Regions from separate parts of the Mus musculus genome. Here all the other regions are linked to region 1. The links are chromatin contacts, found by Hi-C or POLR2A ChIA-PET in ENCODE. All regions are on one chromosome and are shown on one strand. The core of a region is the stretch at or near the end of the contact, and the rest is flanking DNA. Distances in the headings are between cores, read along the strand shown.

Region 1 (2,745 bases), core at 104-2,603:
GAGGACAGCCAAGGATACACAGAGAAACACTATCGAGGAAAAACGGGAAAAAAAGGGGGACCATATTGGCTGGGCAAGATTTTCATAGGCCTTAAATCTCAGCACTTGGGAGACAAAAACAGGTTGATCTCCACGGCGAGTTCCAGGCCCAAGGCACAGTGAGAATCAGTCAAACAAAAGATCTACCAGATTGTAAGTGTTGGTCTGCAGCAGAGGGTAAAGGTGCTTGCCGCTAAGCCTGACGACTTGTGTTCAATTCCCTACACTCACATCGTGGGAGAAAGGACTCCTGTTCATTGCTTTGTGACCTCCATACGTGCAAGGCACACACGAATGCATGCTCACACTATACAAAGTAAGTGTTAGGCGTTGGAAGGAAACAGGTCAGATGTGCTCGCGTACCTTATGCGGAAGCTCCCACTGGAGGGCTCATACGGGAGTTTAAAGGATCTTATGTTTGGACCATAGACTGGTGGGACTGAAGGCAAAGGGAAGGTTCACGAATCCAGCAACTGACATCCATCCTCAGGGAAGGAGTAACTTTCTGCAGATTCAGGGAAATTTCCTGGAAGAGGTGGCGTCCGAATTGCCGGTGATTGACGTGTAGGAGTTGGTCAGACAAAGGACGCTGGGTGTTTCCCGCAGAGGACCTGGAGGCCACGAGGAGGCCACAGGTGTTCAGAACTTGGCGCCTTCCAGCACAGGGGTGGGAAGCTCACAGCGAATCATGGCTGGTTTCGGAATCACAGACTAGAATGCGCCCTCATCCACGTCTCAGGAATTGGGGTTTTCCCTATAACTTAACGCGCCCACGCTCCCCAGTTCCTCCAGAAAACATCCAAGACCGGGGTAGGGGGTATGGGGGAGAGGAATCCACAGAATGGTGATGATTGACATTCCTAAGAGCCAGTTGCTGCTGCCCAAAGCTCTGCCTGCTTCCTTATGGGCCAATGGCCCCTCTTCTTCTAGGCCTGTCGCTTAAACAGGGTGGCGTTAGAGCCGCGAACGTCACCTTTGGCTCAGCCAATATCAACGAGGGAGGAGGGGATTAGCTTAATGATAGACAAGTCAGTTTCTAGACGTCCGCTTAGCGCGGAGCCCGCCGGGAAGCTCCAGGGCGGAGCTGGCCAGAAAGGGGCGGGAAGATCTGGTGAATTTTACCCAATCGTCACACGTGCTGGGTGAGACAGACAGGCAGTTGTTCTCTTCCTAGCGGACAGGAGGGGGCGGGCCTTTAAACGCTAGGGGGGCGGGCACTTTATGTTTGATAGGCGTGTCTGTCATCCAATTGAAATATGAAGCTCTCAGATGGACGGCTTTACAGACCAATGAGAACTTATGGCGGGGTATCGGGGGCTGGGCTGAGGACCCTCTGGTAAAAGGCGGTCCCCGGTCGAGCCGGGGGGAGAAAAGAGAGAGGGGGGGGTCTCGGAGGCCGGAGGACTCGGGTGAAGATGGCGGCAGCCGAGGCCGCGAACTGCATCATGGAGGTGAGTAGCTGGGCTCTTTAGGCCCGGGGGCGGCGCGAGACGGGTGGCCCACGGCCTGAACTGTGGGGACGGGGCCTTTTGATGTGCCTGGCTTCGCGTTGGTCCGCATCGGGGGATGTGTTCGATCGTGACGGGAGAGATCTCGGCTTTCGGTGCTTTGGGACCCGCAGCCGAGCCGAGGACTGTCGCACGTGGTCGCGGGCCGGGGGCGCTTCCAGCCGGGCCGCACGTGGTCTCGCAGAGTAGCGTGGGGAGGGGGGTGTGCCGCCTCGAGGGGCCCCGTGGGCTCCACGTGCAGGACAAAGGCCCCGCCCCCAGCCCGATGACCTGGGCTGCACTCAAGGGGTCCAGGGGTTGCCACCCGCTCTCCCTGGCTCGGCTGTGGATGTCCATGCAGCCCGGGCTCTTTGCACCCGCGTGGGGCCTGAGAACATCAGTCCCCAGCCTCCCTTTCCCCAACTCTGTGTTAGCCTTGTGCAGCGGGGGGGGGGGGGGGGGGGGATGGGCATAGCCCTGTGACCTCTCTTTAAGGAGATGGTGGGGAATCTCATCCGAGGAGATCCGGATCCGTCGCCGGGCACCCCCTCGTGGTCACTATGGGCGTGTGAGAGGGGCGTCTTTTTTCATGGGGCGTGGCCCAAGCCCACCCCTTCATGGGAGGGCCCTCGGGTGGATGGATAGTCAGAGGTCAGTGGTGGGGGATAAAGGAGTTCGGATGGCCATGGGCCTTAACCTCCACAGAGCTCCATTTTTACCAACTTGAATGTGGCAAGGGACCCCTTTTTGAACATTTCCGCCTTTTTGCCTAATTTCCCCCCAAAACAGAATGAAATTCTAGCATCTGCCTTGCTTACCTGCTTATCGTTGATTGTTCGATCCTAAGCTGTATTCCTCAGTCTACTTTTTACTTAGTTTAATTAAACAAATGTGCCTGAGCCTGGCGGTGGTGGCGCACGCCTTTGATCCCAGCACTTGGGAGGCAGAGGCAGGCAGATTTCTGAGTTGAAGGACAGCCTGGTCTACAGAGTGAGTTCCAGGACAGCCAGGGCTACACAGAGAAACCCTGCCTCAAAAAAAAAAATGTGCTTGGCCTTGAACTCACCCTGTAGCTGAGTATGGCCTTGAACTTGCCATTTTCTTTTGACTTCTGAGTAGCTCATCATCAGGCTTGTAAGGCAGGTCCTAGACATGGGTTTCAAGCTCTCTTCAGTCATTTGTCAACCTTCTGGTGTCCGTCTGTACTATTGAAAAAGTG
Region 2 (2,745 bases), core at 87-2,586, 170 kb before region 1:
ACTGAAGTAGCCACCGTTAAGCCCACCTCAGCGCCCTTCATCCAAAGCAGGCACCTACAGGGACCACTTGTATGAAAGAGCTGAAGCCACGCCCTCCTAGCCAACCAATCAAAAGTAAGGACTGAGGAGGCCTGCGAAATGACACACTTCCTGAATCAATAAAACCTACATATCTGCCCTTCCCAAACCTCAGAGGTTACAGTACAGAAAGGATTGCCACTCTGAGAACTTTAGTATCTCCTGCTCTTGTCTATCATGAGTTAGGCTCTGGGTCTGATCCCACTCAACACACACCCAGTCTCAATGCTATTAATCGCCCTTTTTTGAACATAATTAATGTTTTTGCTTATAAAGAAGTTATAGAGGCAGAGGAGGCTGGAGAGATAGTTAAACGGCAGAGTGCTGACTGCTCTTCCAGAAGAGGAGAGTTCGATTCCCAACACCCAGATTGCGACTAACAAAGCCCTGTAACTCCAGTTCTAGGGGGATCTGTCGCCTCCTCTTCTGGCCTCCTGGGGAACTGCATGTACATGATGCACAGACAAGCAGGCAAAATACTCATGCACATAACAATAATCTTTGTTTGCTTCTTTTAAAGAAAGAAAAGCATTTGGGGTGGAGAGAAGGCTCAGCAATTAAGAACACATGTTATTTTTGGAGATGTCTGGGGTTAAGCTCCAAACAGCCACAACTGTCATGAGGCTCTCTCCAGCCCAGCGGCTGCATCGCCCTCTTCTGGGCTCCACAGGCACTGCAGACACATAGTGCAAAGACATACCTCAGGGCTGGGCGTGGTGGCGCACGCCTTTAATCCCAGCACTCCGGAAGCAGAGGCAGGCGGATTTCTGAGTTCGAGGCCAGCCTGGTCTACAAAGTGAGTTCCAGGAGAGCCAGGGCTACACAGAGTACATACAAAGAAAGATAAATATTTTTTTAGCCAAGTGTGCTGGCACACGCCTCTAATACCAGCACTCGGGAGGCGGAGATAGGTGGGTCTGTGAGTTGAAGCCAGCCGGGTCTACATAGTTAGATCCAGGGCCTCCAGAGCTCACAGTGAGACTCTGTCTGAAAAACAAAATAAAACAAAACAACGAAAATCTATTTTTTCTAAAGAGTCAAAGTGACAATAGCCGAAGGCCTTCTGCCAGTGCGGGACCCCACCCACCCACCCAACCATGTCTGTTCTCCCCGAAACTACATTTCCCAGCATCCGCCCATAGGCCGCATCGCGCGGCTCTAAAGTAGGCGGGTCACGTCCTATATAGCTCGCTTCCGGGCCCTACGGTTGGCCCCGCCCCTTTGATTGGAGTGGGCGGTGCCGCCCTTCGGACCTCCAAGTTCCTCTAGGTAGACCGTCCAGCAATCCCTCGCGGAAGGCTCCGGGAGAGCGATGGCGGCTACGCGTGTACAGCCCAGTACCCGGGAGATTTTCACGACGCTGGAGTACGGACCGGTGCCGGAGAGCCACGCATGCGCACTGGTGAGGGCTTGCCCCGCGGCCGCTGCTGCCTCCGAGTCCTCTCGGCCGCTTGGGGCGCGCGGGCTCCCGTCATCCACTGCGGCCTTCTCGGAAGCCCCGCCCCTCTGAGCGCGTGATTTCCCCTACAGTGCGGAAGCCTGGGCTGGGCGGCTGGCGGTGGGCGGCGATGGTTGTCCTCGCGGTTTTCGTTTACGGTCCCGAACGCCGCCGTAGTGTTTCCCCAGGACCCTTCAGGAACGGGTGGTCACTAAATCCCCATACCTCTCGCGGTCCTCCTGAGTCTTCACCTTGCTAGATCGTGGTTCCTTGTGGCCCCCGGCACTTTGGAGGCTCGCGGGAACGTTTAGAACCTCAAGTTCGTTTAGAACCCCAAGTTCGTCCAAAACTTGCTATGACTGCTCCCCTTGTTTCAATATCCTTACGGTGCTCTGTGATCTCCTGCCCCTTCGAACGTCATCTGAGTTCTCTTGACCCTCCTAGCCCATCCTATTCTCATTCTCCCTCTCCCCCTCCCAAGTTTAGTGGATTTCTTTGGGAGATTTTCCTGTTTTCGTACTTCATTTATATTATTCCTTTAGAGCCTCCTGGCCCAAGGCTCCAGAACCCTCTTGCAGCCTCATCGGAATGTGGTAGGGTTCCTGGGATTTTCTTTAAAACCAAGGACCAATCAGAATGCCCAGGGTCCCAGAAATTCTTCCAGCATCCAAGCAGGTATTAGGAGGTTGTAGAGTCTTTAGACTCTTAAGAGGAGTCACCACACTACAAAAGGACTCCAGCTTTGGAGGGACAGCATAAAACACTCTATAAAGTTTAGAGTGTTGATCCCAAAGATACAAGGAGAAAGATCACTGACCCGAAATCATCACGGCCAAAGTAATTTAAGCAAGTAATTAATTAAGCTAGCTTTTTTTTGAGGACACAAGCTGCCTCCCCAATAAGCTTTGGTTCTAGAAGTCAGTCCTGGATGTGAGAAAGACAAGGTTTTTATATATAGTTTGTGGATAGGGGGATTTGGCCACCAAAATAGTTGAGGTTACAGGAGCAGAACATACACATTATAATAACCTTCTGTAGTAAAGACATTATTGCAAGGTGTTCCTAAAATGGTAGCCATAACAACCTTTTGAAACAAAGGTAGGGTTGCAAAACAATTATAATATCTTTTTAAGGGCTGGTGAGATGGCTCAGTAGGTAAGAGCACCCGACTGCTCTTCCAAAGGTCCAGAGTTCAAATCCCAGCAACCACATGGTGGCTCACAACCATC
Region 3 (2,745 bases), core at 160-2,659, 130 kb after region 1:
ATATAGGCCATTAACCAGATAAAGGACATCCCCCAAGCTTAGAGAGCCAGACAGTCCTGGCTTCAACTCCTGGACCCCAACAGTTGACGGGTTAACACCCAGCTGCAGACAAAGGAGGAGCTAGGGTTGGCACCACCCCGCCCCACCAAATCCAATACCTTAGCTCCCAATCAATTTTTAATCTTCCCACCTATTCACTTCGTGTGGCCAGTCAGAACTTTGAAAGGTTAGTGGCTTCTAGTCTGGCACGGTGTTAAAGCGGAAAGCTGACCAGCCTTCTGAAGGGTTGTCATCTACCCGGCCCCTCTCCCAAGTCCTTGCTACCCGCTGCCAAGACACTGGTACCTGTTTCACTGCCACTGTCCGGCTTTCAGGGTCTGCAATCAGCTCCACTGAGGGTAAGGGGGTGGAGTCAGGGTTTACATCACGTACAGGGGCGTGGCCAACTACAGTCTACTACTAGGACTTAAGTAAGAGAGGCACTTTCTCCCTAGGACTTAAGTAAGAGAGGCACTTTCTCCCTTCCTTCCTCAATCCCCCAACACAGGTAGCCCAGGATAGCCTTGAACTCGCTACATACTAGCGGCTGGGCTTGAACTGATTCTCATGCCTCTACCACCCAATTCTCTGGATGACAGGGGTGTCTGCCCCCCCCCCCCCCCCCCGAGCCAGTTTATTCCTCAATAATAACAGGTACTTCGGAGTCCCTAGGATTGCTAGAGACACGGACTTGTCCAGAACAGGTATTTTTTTTATCTGTAGGGTCTGCTTTGTCCCATGAGATACATGGGGTAGACCGAGGTCTTGGGCATGGCTTGATGCATCACCGCCTGATGTAGCCTGCCCAGCGACCGTCTCTCTGTTGTCCTTCTCCCCTCCGGTGACAATCTCCCAGATCCTCTCTGTCCCTCCCATAATGCCTCGTCTTGCTTCTGGCTAGGCATAGGCTCCCCTGCTTCCTTCCAATCCCACTCTGCAGCAGTTCCATTCCCGTGCCCACCTTGGTTTCGGGAGCACTTCCGGTCCGTCACTTGGGTCAGGGGTCCCCGACCGAGGACCAGGGCTTGGCCATCCGACGGCAGGAATATAGGGGGCGGCCCACCGGTGGGGCTCTGCAGCCACAGGCGGCCCCGGGATCCAAGCTGTGACATCCTCGGATGCTGTGAAGGGGAACAGAATCACAGTGGAGCTTGCTCAGCAGCCGGCAACCCACCCGCCACCGGAAGTTCTGCTTTCCCAATGCGAGCCACACCGGAAATTCCGCCCCTTGCCCATGGGCGGGTTCGACGTTTCCCAAGCTACCACAACGGTTCCAATGCGCAGTGAGGATTGCATATAGGTAGAGTCACTTCTGAATTCATTCCAAAGCTCATCTATGCTATGGGAAAGACTGTTCGAAAATTTGGCTCCTCCCACGGCGCATGCGCAGTCCTGACTCGCTTGAGGCGCTCTGAGCCAGAGCGGATAGGGGTCACTCGCATCCATAGTCACTTGATCCCTACGCTAGAGTTACTTGTTTTTGTTTTGATTTTCTTGTATGTATGTATGTATGTATGTATGTATGTATGTATGTTTTAGTGAGACAGGTTCTCAGGATGTAGCCTTGTTAAAATTCTTTCCTAGGCATGGTGGCACATGAGTTTAATATTAATCCTAGTACTTGGGAGGCAGAGGCAGGCAGAGCCCAGCCTGGTCTACATAGTAAGATTCTGCCCCCACCGCAAAAATAAAATAAAGAGGAAGTTGCTCTCCTGGGGAAGACCTAAAAAATGCCTACCCTTCTCCAAAGGCCTGAAGTATATATAACCTGAAATATGATTCCACCACAGAGCATTCTGGGGAAGCCGACTATATTGGGCTTGCAGAGCATAGGTGGTGGTGGTTGTGTTGCTACCTGCAAAAAAACACACGGGGCAGTTTTCATCTAGCAGAAATGAAGCCTCATTTCATACTGCACAGACAGAGCCCTTCCCTTCCCTTCCCCCTCACCAGTATCCTCTAGCCCCTCCCCAAACCACAGGCAACTAGGGCAAAATTGCATATAGTTGCTTGTGAGGAACAGCTGGGTACTAAGGTCAGGGTCCCATGACCTTGCCTCCCCTTCTATGAGCGAAATCAAAAAGTCCGGCTGCAGTTATCTTTCAGCCCAGACAAGTTTTTTTTTTTTTTTTTTTTTTGGCGTGTATGTTAATCCACCATACACCCAAACTGGGCTCAAATTTCGGGATCTGTCTGTCTTCCAAATATTAGTATTAAAATAGAGCTCTACAGACAGGTTGGCAGCGCACGTCTTTCATTCTAAAACTGGGGAAGTGGAGGCAGAGGCAGGCAGATCTCAGTTTAGTGACAGCTTGGTCTTCAGAAGGGCTCCAGGACAACCAGGGCTACACAGAGAAACCCTATCTTGAAAAACACGCTCTAAAAGCTGGGGGGGGGGAGAGGAAGGAAGAAAATGCCATCACACTTGGCCATTGATGGGTTGTTTTACTTTTTGATACCAGGGGATTCACCTGCTCCTGTCTCCCAAGTGCTAGAATTAGAGGTGTGCGCCACTGCTCACGGTTTTTTTTGTTCTTTGAGGCATGGTCTCAAAAAGTCTAGACTGACGTGAACACCTGTGCCTCCTTAAACCCATCTCCCTGCTGATGGAATGACAGATGTGCGCCTTCATCATTCCTCTGCGTAGCAGCGGAAACAAACCAGCTTGTCCTTAGCATTTGAAGCGCATAGCATCACTATACACTC

The links. Hi-C counts contacts between places; a loop is a spot of excess contacts on that map. ChIA-PET counts read pairs that join two places held with the same protein, here RNA polymerase II (POLR2A).
Region 2: a map of v-Abl transformed pro-B cells shows a loop between it and region 1 (2.0-fold over the local background). The contact joins the promoter of Aldh16a1 here to the promoter of Prmt1 in region 1. A Hi-C loop is called at or near these places in 1 of 37 maps with a recorded cell type or tissue (v-Abl transformed pro-B cells). POLR2A ChIA-PET finds 5 or more read pairs at or near these places in 2 of 5 experiments (Patski and embryonic stem cell).
Region 3: POLR2A ChIA-PET joins it to region 1 with 18 read pairs in embryonic stem cell. The contact joins the promoter of Pnkp here to the promoter of Prmt1 in region 1. POLR2A ChIA-PET finds 5 or more read pairs at or near these places in 4 of 5 experiments (Patski and embryonic stem cell).

Annotation. Positions count from the first base shown.
Region 1 is chr7:44,985,028-44,987,772 of GRCm38, reverse strand. Prmt1 (protein arginine N-methyltransferase 1) reads left to right here and starts at 1,353. Exons shown (of 10, transcript NM_001252476.1): 1 at 1,353-1,490. The coding sequence starts at 1,455. It overlaps Gm15545 (predicted gene 15545), which reads right to left and starts at 873. Exons shown (of 2, transcript NR_045266.1): 1 at 403-873.
Region 2 is chr7:45,153,127-45,155,871 of GRCm38, reverse strand. It overlaps Aldh16a1 (aldehyde dehydrogenase 16 family, member A1), which reads left to right and starts at 1,336. Exons shown (of 17, transcript NM_145954.2): 1 at 1,336-1,480. The coding sequence starts at 1,391. Pih1d1 (PIH1 domain containing 1) reads right to left here and starts at 1,569. Exons shown (of 10, transcript NM_029406.4): 1 at 1,332-1,569.
Region 3 is chr7:44,855,810-44,858,554 of GRCm38, reverse strand. It overlaps Pnkp (polynucleotide kinase 3'- phosphatase), which reads right to left and starts at 1,409. Exons shown (of 16, transcript NM_021549.3): 1 at 1,001-1,409; 2 at 346-392; 3 at 1-102. The coding sequence starts at 1,151.